Linked DNA regions of Homo sapiens: region 2 is linked to region 1. Evidence: read pairs that join two places in POLR2A ChIA-PET (ENCODE). Cell type or tissue: K562. All regions are shown on one strand. Each heading gives the region's core, and the rest is flanking DNA. Links, peaks and the distances in the headings are about the cores only.

What was found. ChIA-PET counts read pairs that join two places held together with the same protein. Peaks named below come from ENCODE experiments on the same cell type or tissue, not always from the same donor. Only the 100,000 strongest peaks of a DNase experiment are listed, where the experiment ranks them.
Region 2: POLR2A ChIA-PET joins it to region 1 with 7 read pairs; 2 of 35 experiments call an interaction of 5 or more read pairs at or near these places.

What each region holds. Positions count from the first base shown.
Region 1 is chr1:212,715,709-212,723,196 of GRCh38, reverse strand. No RefSeq gene overlaps it. Among named protein-coding and RNA genes, the nearest start is that of BATF3, 20 kb to the right of the region's middle. In K562, for the core only: no CTCF peak of the experiment used is centred there; a DNase peak (open chromatin) is centred at 1,486.
Region 2 is chr1:212,817,825-212,822,863 of GRCh38, reverse strand. No RefSeq gene overlaps it. Among named protein-coding and RNA genes, the nearest start is that of SPATA45, 27 kb to the left of the region's middle. In K562, for the core only: no CTCF peak of the experiment used is centred there; no DNase peak of the experiment used is centred there.

The DNA.
Region 1 (7,488 bases), core at 136-2,635:
GTGTACGCCTGTGGTCCCAGCCACTTGGGAGGCTGAGGTGGGAGGATCACTTGAGCTGGCAGGCGGGGTGGGGGAGTGGTGGGGAGTGGAGGTTGCAGTGAGCTGAGATCACTGCAGCCTGGGTGACTTTTATATATAGATTTGTTTTATGAAACTTGCCTGAAATCACTTACTTTAAAAATGACATAAAGTTCTACCTCTTGGGAGCTTGGTAAAAATAAAATTTCTCAAAGAAAAATTCAATGGGCACTACATCTCCAGTACCTAACAGTACTTGGCTCATAAAAGGCTCTCAATAAGCATTTGTTGAATGAATACTACTGAAGAATCTGGCTAATGCTGCACATATAAGCAGCACCACTGGAAATATAGAACAGGTTCTGAAGGCAAAGTCTGAGCAATTACTTGCAAAGTCACACCTGTGGCAACAGCCTTTGTTTGCTGCTGATATGTTGGGGCCATTTGCACATCAAGCTGGACACCATCCTACTTCTCAGAAGTCATCATCTATAATTACATCCTTCCTGAGAGTCTAAAAACACACATTAAACTAATAAATAAATTGAAGCATTTATGTTCTGTGAAAACAAAAAGGAAGTTATTTGAGGAGAGCGGTTAGTGTAGAAGGAAGCCAGGAAGTTTCATTGTTCTTGTTAGTCAGGGAAGACTTCCTGGAAGAGGTAATTTCAGGAGCCCTGAGAATGATGAGAGAAGATAGAGGTTGATTGGGGGTGTTCTGAGCAAGTGGTATGAGCTTAAATAAAACGTCAGAGACACAAGAGCAAGATGAATAACGGGAGTAGTGAATAACTTTCCAAAGAATAAAGGGCCAGTTTTGGAAGGTGTTTGACAGACTAGTTCAGGCACTTTCTGCAAAAGTAAAGGCCTTGAGTGCCTCTGCAAAGGTTGAATGTTGATGAGTCTGAGCTCTCAAAAGATGATCATTTTGGCCCCATCACTCCACTGCTTGGGCTCCCTCCTGCTCTGGCCTCCCAGTTACTTCTAGAGAGATTCCATGTGAGGCACAGAGTGAGCACGGCTGTATTTCATAGGTTCACTGGCACTGGGGTGCAGCAATACACAGTCTCAATGCCATCACACTTAAAAGTGGCTTCCTTAGAAAGAAACGAGGAAATGAGAAGGAGTCCACTTGAGTGAACCCCTCTACCTAGACCTCCCTTCCAAGTTGAGTGAAAGCCGCCCCTAAGAAGCCTGTGCTCCTTGAGGAACACCATCCGCAGGACACACTCCCTGCCAGGGAACACGTTGCCTGGGGTCTCTGGGGTCTGTCTTATGGTCTTTGTGACCATCCCTTTGTGACCAGGTGCATATACGGAGAAGTGGCTGGGAAATGGGCAGGAAGCCTGCATTATTTTCCCTGCTGCATCCACCACTACTGAGTAAGCAGCAAATTCCTGGAACTGCTTTTACTGTTTTCTGTGACTCTTATTAGGAACCACACTCATGAGTCATACAACCAGTAAGGCTTACCAAATATTTACCATGAGCAGAATCCTAAGCCAGGTCCCGAGAGGGCGCACATAAAGTCAAAACTGAAAGGAAGTCCCCAAAGTTATCTGATCCAGCTTCCTGCTTTCAGGTAGGTGAATGTCAATAAAGTGAGCTAGTTGTTAGAAGAAATATGCCTTGCGCTCAACCTCTCAGAAGGCTCAGGGGATGCCCCAAAGTGGCAAAACAATTGGAGAATGAGACTCACCTGCCAAGAGGAAAGACACTGAATTGATTCACCCCTGAGGAGAGCAGGTTAAGGTGTGGTAGTTTAGTTCTGCAGGAAAATCATAGGCAGAGCTCGAGGCCAACACTTCTCTGCCTCTGTTGGGGAAAGAACAAGAGGAAATGGGTTTGAAGAACAACATGTAGGACCAAAAATAAACGCAAAGAACTGCCGATCATCCGTGTTGTTAAGTCCTGGAACGCTGAAAGCAGTGCAGAGTCCTTCGTTAAAAGAAAAACAAAAACCAAACCTCAGGTATAATCTTGCCTAGACGCAAACCAAAAAAAGATCTAGGACAATCTCTCTAAGATCTATGTTATCAGCAGTTGCCTCTGGGTAAAGGGATTATTGGTGGTAACAATAACTGAATTATTTTCACTATGTATTAATTAAATATATAATTTATTATTAATGATCAATAATTATTGCTGTTTTCTGAATTTTTAAATTTTCTGTGGTGTCCCTTTTTATAATGAGAATCTTCATTTTTAGGAATCTCTTCTAGTCTTCTGTGACTTAAAAATTTATGATTCAATTTTTAATAAAGTCTGGAATCGCCTGGTATATAAAATTGTATCCATGCAAAATATAAAAATTCATGGCTACTTTTATATATAGATATGTTGTATGAAACTTGCCTGAAATCACTTACTTTAAAAAATGACATAACATTCTAGCTCTTGGGAACTTTGTAAATAATAATAATAATAATAAAATAATAATGATATAAAGGTGTATTTAGACTTAGTCTTTGTAAATCCCTTTATATTATGCAGACCACTGAAACTATCAGCTAACAATAATTACTCCAAAATCTGCCATCGGCTAACTAGCTTGAAGATACAAAAGTTCAAAATTCGGTGGAGTGTTGCCCACTTTGACTCACAATAAAAGTCAGACTTTTTTTTTTGAGACGGAGTTTTGCTCTCGTTGCCCAGGCTGGAGTACAATAGTGTGATCTCGGCTCACCGCAACCTCTGCCTCCCGGGTTCAAGTGATTCTCCTGCCTCAGCCTCCCAAGTAGCTGGGATTACAGGCATGCGCCACCACGCCCGGCTAATTTTGTATTTTTAGTAGAAACGGGGTTTGTCCATGTTGGTCGGGCTGGTCTCAAACTCCCGACCTCAGGTGATCCGCCTGCCTCGGCCTCCCCAAAGTGCTGGGATTACAGGCATGAGCCACTGCACCTGGCCAAAAGTCAGACTTTTAAAATAGATTTTTTGAAATGCTCAACACCACTAATCATCAGAGAGATGCAAATCAAAACCATAATGAGATACCATCTCATACCAGTAAGGATGGCTGTTATTAAAGTAAAAAAAAAAAAACCAGATGTTAGTGAGGTTTCATGGAAAAGGGAATGCTTATACACTGTTGCTGGGAATGCAAATTAGTACAGTTCCCGTGGAAAGCAGTTTGGAGATTTCTCAAAAAACTAAAAGTAGAATTACCATTCAACTCAGCAATCCATTACTGGGAATATACCCAAAGGAAAATAAATCATTCTATCAGAAAGATACCTGTATTCATATGTTTATCACAGCACTATTCACAACAGCAAAGACATGGAATCAACCTAAGTGCCCATTAATGGTGGATTGGATAAAGAAAATGTGGTACATATACACCACGGATTACTATACAGCCATGAAAAAGAATGAAATCACATCCTTTACAGCAACATGGATGCAACTGGAGGCCTTTATCCTAAGCAATTTAATGCAGAAACCGAAAATCAAATGAACTATCATGTTCTTACTTATAAGTGGGAGATGAACATTGGGTACACTTGGACACAAATATGGGAACAATAAACCCTGGGGATTCCAAAAGGAGTAGGGGAGGGAGGGGAAATGGGTTGAAAAACTACCTATCATGTACTATGTTCACTACTTGGGGGATGGGATTCTTAGAAACCCAAACCTCAGCATCATATAATTTACTCATGTACCAAACCTGCAAACATATCCCTTGGATCTAAAATAAATAAATACACAAGTAAAATACATTTTGTCGGTTGTTTTGCTACTGGTAGTTCATCTCCCACATCTAACTGACATGTATGTGGAAATCACTTCATAGCATGAGTTTATCAGCATTCTGAATAATTTATTCCTCCAATCTATCATATTAGTAATATTTCTGCTGAACAAGTTGGCAGTTTATCCAATACACCACTTTTGGTGGATATAGTCATTTGAGATGGAATTTTAACAATGTTCACTACGTGAGTTAGAATATTAATAAAAGAGGCCAGGCACAGTGGCTCACGCCTGTAATCCCAGCACTTTGGGAGGCTGAGGCAGGCAGATCACCTGAGGTTATCAGAAGTTCGACACCAGCCTGGTCAACATGGCGAAACCCCGTCTCTACTAAAAATACAAAAACTAGCAGGGCGTGGTGGTACACACCTGTAATCCCAGCTACTCAGGAGGCTGAGGCAGGAGAATCACTTGAACCTGGAAGGCGGAGGTTGCAGTGAGCTGAGATCGCACCACTGCACTCCAGCCTGGGCAACAGAGTGAGATTCCATCTAAAAAAAAAGACTATTAATAAAGGAAAGGCACTTCACCTACAAGTCAATAAAATAGATGTAAAGAAACAATAAGACACTTCTGCTCTGAATCACTGAGACCACCCAGTGGTTTCCCAGCTGTGTGCATTATGATACCAAACCATGCAGTCATTATATGACAGACGTTCTATAATCTGTTGTTAAGAGGAAGAAGGCAATCACTTCCAGTTGGAATGATCAAGAAAGTCTCCATAGAGGGAGCATTTGAGCCACATTTAAAGCGTAAATAGGATTTTGGTTGACAGCACTGTATTCAAAGAAAATGACATGGCCAAAATCGTGGAGGGAGGAACAAGCTAAGCTGGGAAATAGGGAGGCATTGACACAGCTGGATTAGGTAAATTTAAAGTGTGCCATATACGACTTAAAAGTCAGCCTAAAGTTTTGGATTATATTTGTCACAATATGGGGAATAATTGAAGGGTTTTGACCTAAGTGTGTGTCTAATTGTTTGTGGCACTGTCCCAGGTAGAGATACACAAGGAGAATTACCCATCTCTATTCAGATCCATTGGCAGAGGTCACTACATATGTAAAAACAAGACCAAAACCAAAACAAAAACAGGAAAAAACAAGGAAAAATAAAGCAATAAATTTGAATAATTATTAGGTTGGTATAAAGTAATTGTGGCTTTTGCCATTACTTTTATGGCAAAAAACCGCAATTACTTTTGCACCAACCTCATAAGCTATATCATTGGTAAAGTATCAATGATATATTTTTAAAAGTACAATTAGGGATAAAAACATAATTTGATAACCAATCTCACTAGAACTCAAGGAAATGCAAATTAAGATCACAATAAGATAACATTTTACACCTCCTAGATGGGCAAAAATTAAGAAATCTGACAATGGTTGATAGAACCACTAGACAAAAAAATCAGCAAGTCTATAGATCTCAGCAACATCATCAACAAACAGGATCAAATCTATATTTATAGAACACTCCACCCAATGACAGAAGAATATACATTCATTACAAGTACCCATGAAATGTATACCAAAATAGACTATATCCTGGGCCATAAGACAAACCTCAATAAATTAAAAGAATTAGAATCATACTGAGTGTATTCTCTGACCACAGTGGAATGAAACTAGAAATCAATAACAGAAAGGTAAGAGGACAACAAGATAACACTCTTCTAAATAATCCATGGGTCAAATAGGAAGTTTCAAAAGAAACTTTTTATAAAATGCCTTGAACTAAATGGAAATGAAAGCACAATATATCAAAATTTGTGCTACAGCAGTGCCAAGAGGGAAATTTATAGCACGAAATGTTTCAAAACTTTCACCACAAGAACCTAAAAAAGAAGAGCAAAATAAGCCCAAAGCAAGCAGAAATAAGAAAATAATATTAAGAGCAGAAATCAATGACGCTGGTAAAAAAAATAATAATAATAAAGCAAACCACTGAAACAAAAAGCTGATTCTTTGAAAAGATCAATGAAATTGATACACCTCTAGCAAGACCAACAAGGAAAAAAAGAGAGAAGACAAAGGACACTAATATCAAAAATGAAACAGGGACTATCACTAGAGAACTTGCAGATAACAAAAGGATAATAAAAGAATACTAAGGACAATGAAACACACATAGATTTGACACCTTAGATCAAATGGACCAATTCCTTGAAAAACACAAACCATCACAACTCACCCAATATGAAATAATTTTAATAGTCCTATTACAGCTAAGGGATTTGAGCAATATAAAGAATTCAGCAGTGTATATATATAAATTCGCTAGGTGCAGTGGCTCACACCTGTAATCCCAGCACTTTGGGAGGCCGAGGTGGGTGGATCACCTGAGGTTGGGAGCTCGAGACCAGCCTGACCAACACAGAGAAATCCCATCTCTACCAAAAAAAAAAAAAAAATACAAAATTAGCCAGGCTTGGTGGCGCATGCCTGTAATCCCAGCTACTCGGGAGGCTGAGGCAGGAGAATCGCTTGAACTTGGGAGGTGGAGGTTGCAGTGAGCCGAGATCGCGCCATTGTACTCCAGCCTGGGCAACAAGAGCGAAACTCTGTCTCAAAACAAAAAAGAAAAAAAATTTATAACTAAGCAGAGTGTATTCCAGGAATGGAAGTCTGGTTAAATTTTTGAAAATCAATGTAATCTACCATATTAATAGTCTAGAGAGGAAAAATCACATGATCATATCAATTGATACAGAAAAAGCATTTGAAAACAAAATCAACAATGATTCATGATAAAAATTCCCAGAAAAAGTAGGAATGGAGGGGAACTTCCTCAATTTGATAAAGGACAGCTACAAAAACCCCACAGCTAGTATTATTATACTTAATGATAACAGATGGAATGCTTTCTCCTCTAAGATCTGGAACGAGGCAAAAATGTCCACTCTCAGAAGTTTATTCAACATAGTGCTGGAAATTCTAGTTGGTGAAATAAGGAAAGAAAATAAAAGAAAAACTGTATAGATCAGAAAGGAAGAAATGAAACTGTCCTATTTGCAGATGACATGATTGTCTACACAGAAAATCCCAAGGAATGCACCAAAAACTCCTAGAACTTACAAATGAGTTTAGCAAGGTCACAGGATATAAGATACACCTACAAAAATCAGTTGTATCTCTCTATACTAGCAATGAACATGTGGACACATAAATAAAAATACAATACCATTTGCAATCACTCAACAAAAAGTGGTTGAGTGTAAACCTAACAAAACATGTATAGGACTTATTTGCTGAAAGCTACAAAACATTGATGAAGGATGTCAAACATATAAATAAAGAAGAGACACAACATGTCCATGGATGGAAGACTCAATCTGGCCAATTCGCTCCAGATTTATACACATATTTAATGTAATTTCTATCAAAATCCCAGTAAGTAAGTAAAATCCCAAAATACATATACACAAGATTATTTTAAAATGTATATGGAAAGGCAAAGGAATTAGAATAGCTAAACCAATCTTGAAAAAGAAGAAAGTAGAGAGACTCAGTCTATCCAATTTCAAGACTTATTATATAGCTATAGTGAAGACTGTGGGATATTGGCAGAGAGGTAGACACACAGATCAAGACCACACAGAATAGAGAACCCAGAAGTAGACTCACACAAATATGGCCAGCTGAGTTCTGTCAATGGTGCAAAAGCAATTCAAGGAGGAAAGATAAGTCTTTTCAACAAATGGTA
Region 2 (5,039 bases), core at 2,540-5,039, 97 kb before region 1:
GACTAATTTAAGCATACAAATTTATTAATATATTAGGTAGCTCACATAATCTCCAAGAGGGCCAAAAACCAGGTTTGTAGGTTATAGAGCTAGAAACAGTGCCCCAAATCAGGTCACAAGGCTGGTCCATGAAGACTCACTGCCTTGGGACACTAGATACAGCTACTAGGATCAGTGCCACCACTGCCTCTGAAAATGGGTGCAGCTGCTACTTCCCACACCAGCACAAAGTCCCATGCAGTTGGTTTCTTTATATTCCTGGCTTCTGACTCAAAATCTGGGCTGTGTACCTCTGATTGGTGGAACTTAAGTCATGTATTTGCCATAATAGTGAGGAACACTGGGAAAGTAAATATTTGGCATTTTCAGTCTCTAGGGTGGAAGATGGGTCCTGCCTCATAAAATGAGGGCTTTCTCACTTTATTATATGAAAAGTAGGCCCAAAATATTAAACAGTGTTCATTGCAGTGTATCCCTTGGTTGCCTCCAAGTCAATACATATCCTTCTTGCCATAAGAATTTAAAATGCTTTCACAAGTATGATCAGCATCTTCCATATCCTTCCAGTGTCTCATCCTTTAAATTAATTGGAATTTTGCTGCCTGGAGACCTATGCAGGCTATATAACCAATCCCAGATTTCCCTCTCTTCCTTCTTTCCTATTTTCCTTCATTTTCCTAAGGGTCTCTTGATGACAACTACTTCAGGGTATTGATTTTCTCATTAAACAGGGTTCTTAAAAATGCAAACATCATGACTGGGCGTGGTGACTCACACCTGTAATCCCAGCACTTTGGGAGGCCGAGGCGGGTGGATCACCTGAGGCCAGGTGTTCGAGACCAGCCTGACCAACCAGACGGAGAAACCCCGTCTCTACTAAAAACACAACGATTAGCTGGGCATGGTGGTGGGCACCTGTAATCCCAACTACTCAGGAGGCTGAGGCAGGAGAATTGCTCGAACCCAGGAGGCGGAGGTCGCAGTGAGCCAAGATCGCACCAGTGCACTCCAGCCTGGGTGACAGAGAAAGACTCTGTCTCAAGAAAAAAAAAAAAGGCAAGCATCAGAAACAAAATTTGGCTAATTTATTATTATTATTTATTTATTTATTTTTTTAACAGAATCTTGCTCTGTCACCCAGGCTGGAGTGCAGTGACACGATCATGGCTCACTGTAGCCTCGACCTCCTGGGCCCAAGCGATCCTTCTACCTCAGCCTCTCAAGTAGCTGGGAACACAGGCATGTACCACCAGGCCTGGTGAGTTTTTAAATGTTTTGTAGAGACCGAGTCTCCCTATGTTGCTCAGGCTGGTCTTGAACTCCTAGGTTCAAGTGATCCTCCCGCCTTGGCCCCCCAAAGTGCTGGGATTATAGGCACAAGCCACTGTGCCCAGCCAAATTTGGCTAATTTAAGCAGAAAAGGAATTTACTGAAGGATATTGAATAGTTCATAAAATTTCCAGGAGGGATGACAAAACAAACTCAAGCCAGTGTACAAGAACCATAGAGACTCCACTGCCACAGACACTGGGCATAGACTGTGTGGCTAACACACTGCCACCTTCTGCAAGCTAGCCTCAGAATATTGCCATTAAAATCCCTGCCACACTACCCACACTTGTAAGCATGGAGTAAGCTCAGTACTGGCTTTTTAAAATCAGTGTCCTGGTTGCAAGAGGGGCTGGAAAGTGATTACTTGGCAGTTTTAACTTCTATAGTGGGAAGCAGGTTTGCTTAATAAGGTGAGGCATTCCCCACACAAAGGGAACTCACATATGGGATGACCAAAAACAAAACAAAACAAAACAAAAACAACAAACCTGTCTAACGTCCATCCATGTGAACCGCAAGATCCCTTCTCCCTCCCTAATACTTCCCTCAGTTATTGCCTGTACACTCAGAGGCCAGCCCCCCAATTCAGAGTTCCTGATTTGCAATACTCTAAGGATGGCCTGTGAAGGATGTCACTTAAGCTCATGTAGATGGCAGACTGGGAGGCATTTGATATTTGGAAAACAGTGCTGGGATGGAAGTCAGGGTATTATAGTTCTAAATGTATCACACATTAGCTGTGAGAATTTATACAATTTAGTTAAATTACTTGAGCCTCAGAAGTAATCCACAGAAAAGTCTTGTACACACATTAGGCTCTTAACACTTTCTGTTCTTACATGCTAGGCAAGGTTCTCAACATGTACAACTTTTTTTTGAGACTGAATCTCGCCTTGTTGCCCAGGCTGGAGTGCAGTGGCACAATCTCAGCTCACTGCAACCTCCACCTCCTGGGTTGAAGTGATTCTCCTCCTTCAGCCTCTTGAGTAGCTGGGACCACAGGTGCATGCCACAAAGACCAGCTAATTTTTGTGTTTTTAGTAGAGGCAGGGTTTCGCCATGTTGGCCAGGCTGCTCTTGAACTCCTGACCTCAAGAGATCCACCTGCCTCAGCCTCCCAAAGTGCTGGGATTACAGGCGTGAGCCACTGTGCCTAGCCTCAATATGTATAACTTAAACTACTAAACTGAGAAATGAGAAGTTATTTGCACCATTTTTAATACCTAAGGCATAAATACTACAGATTTTCATGAATTACAGGAATGCTCACTAAAGAAGTCATCTTTTTTGGAGATATGTGTGTTTCAGAATTAGCCAAAGAGGAAGGGTTTCAGGAGGTCCTATTAGGATATTTTTGCTTAGAGTCCTATGTTTAAACTTGTAGCACTGGTAATCTTTGAATTATCTCATCTCTTTCCATTTTATCTTTTTTACTGACTCTGTAATCATCAGTACTGACGTTGTCATAATTTATAAAGGACAGTGAGATTTGCCTATGCTTGAAAAGCTAAGCTCTAACAAGCATAGAACAGTCTCTGGAAACCCTTTCTAAGTTACTCAGATCCTATAAATGAAATGAAAATTTACATATGCTGCTTTGAAGTATTCTGTCAAAAGCACAAAAGGGCAAGAAAGGGCAAAGGCAAGAAATTAAACTCTGAAGTATGAGTGAAGCTTGACCATGCAAAAACGGGATTCCCCTTCATGTTTAGTTTAGAAGGCGGGCTTGGAGAGGGGAAGGAAATGTGCAACAGCAAAGTACGGAGGGGATTACGACAGGAAAATAGTGAACCAGAGATAAAGAGCAAGCAGCAAGGTGATTAAATGAACTCTTAGTTACAAAATAATGAAAGAAAAGAGCCGATAACAATTCTTTAAAGAATAAGACAATTTCATCTGATTCTTACTCAAATAAAGACAAGAGCTAGAATAAGAGGGCAACCCATCTTTCTGGGACCCCTCTCTCATCCAGACAGCTTTCTTCCTTTTGCTTATTAAACTTCTGCTCTAACCTAAAAAAAAAAAATTAAAAGAAAAAAAAGAAAGAAAGAAAGAAAAGAAAAAAAAGGAGCTAGAATACAAACCATTTCCTTTAGTAAGGAAGGTCACCATATGCTGCGGCAGTGTGGCGAGGGAGGTGGCAGATCTCTTTTTGCCTTTCAGTTGAGGGGAGAGGGTGTTCCTATAGAATGCAGAAAGACTTGTTCCAGGCCAAAAGAGTTTATTCCTATTTTTCAGAATGGTTCAACATTAGGAAATCTCTGGATGGTATTTAGTAGATTTATAAGTTAAAGGAGAAAAATATGTTTCTCAAAAAACTGTGGAAAGGAGGCTGGGCTCGGTGGCTCACACTTGTAATCCCAGCACTTTGGGAGGCTGAGGCAGGTGGATCACCTGAGATCAGGAGTTCAAGACCTGCCTGGTCAACATGGCGAAACCCTATCTCCACTAAAAATACAAAAAATAAGCCGGGCGTGGTGGCGGGTGCCTGTCATCCCAGCTACTCAGGAGGCTGGGGCAAGAGAATCACTTGAACCCAGGAGGTAGAGGTTGCAGTGAGCCGAGATCGTGCCACTGCACTCCAGCCTGGGCTACAGAGTGGGACTCATTTAAAAAAAAAAATGTGGAAAGGTATGTGATATCCAATAGCCATTGCAGATTGAAAGATAAATATTTTTCTCTATTGCAGTCAGTTTAAGACTTACTGCCTCCATTCACTAATTTAAAAATATTTGAGGCTGAGCATGGTGGCTCACACCTGTAATCCCAGCACTTTGGGAGGCCGAGGAGGGCGGATCACGAGGTCAGGAGTTCGAGACCAGCCTGGACAACATGGTGAAACCCCGTCTCTACTAAAAATACAAAAAAATTAGCTGGTTGTGGTGGCGGGCACCTGTAATAGCAGCCACTTGGGAGGCTGAGGCAGGAGAATCGCTTGAACTCGGGAAGCGGAGGTTGCAGTGAGCCGAGATTGCACCACTGCCCTCCAGCCTGGGTGACAGCGTGAGACTCTGTCTCAAAAAAAAAAAAAAAAAAATTGAGAGCATATCATATTGCAGGCCTTGTTTCAGACTATGTAGAAGATGCAAAAACAAACTAAAATTGGTTTGTTCTCAAAAGGCTTGCAATTTCTAAAGATGGAAAACACATACACAGGTAGCTATAGTCAAAAGGAATATGTGAAAGTGTCAACGAACTGGTTTATAGTACTTTGTTCTACATTGCTATAGTGTTGCTGGAAAAGAGACTCCAAGAGCCAGTCCTTGGGTCTAGCACAGGGAAGAACTGGAGAGGAGTCACAGAGCACAGTGAAGGAAGAAAGTTTATTAGAACTACTCTGTTAGAGAGTAGTAAGTCCTCAGAAAGCAGGAGGAACACACTGTCCTTGGGTAGTGTCTCTACTTAGAAGAAACTGTAAGGAGCTATGATTAAACTTGGAATGTGCATATATGCTCACTAAAGGTCAAGGCTATTGGTGCTATAATGACCATTAATCCTTCAAACTAAGCCTACTCATTAATGTTATCTTTGAGTGAAGTGGGCTGCACTCAGGACATCTGGACATTCTGCAGGCTTAGTGGGAGATGTTCTGCATGACCATAATTTTTTTTTTTTTTTTTTTTTTTGAGACAGAGTCTCACTGTTGCTCAGGCTGGAATGCAGTGGCACCATCTTGGCTCACTGCAACTACCACCTCCCAGGTTCAA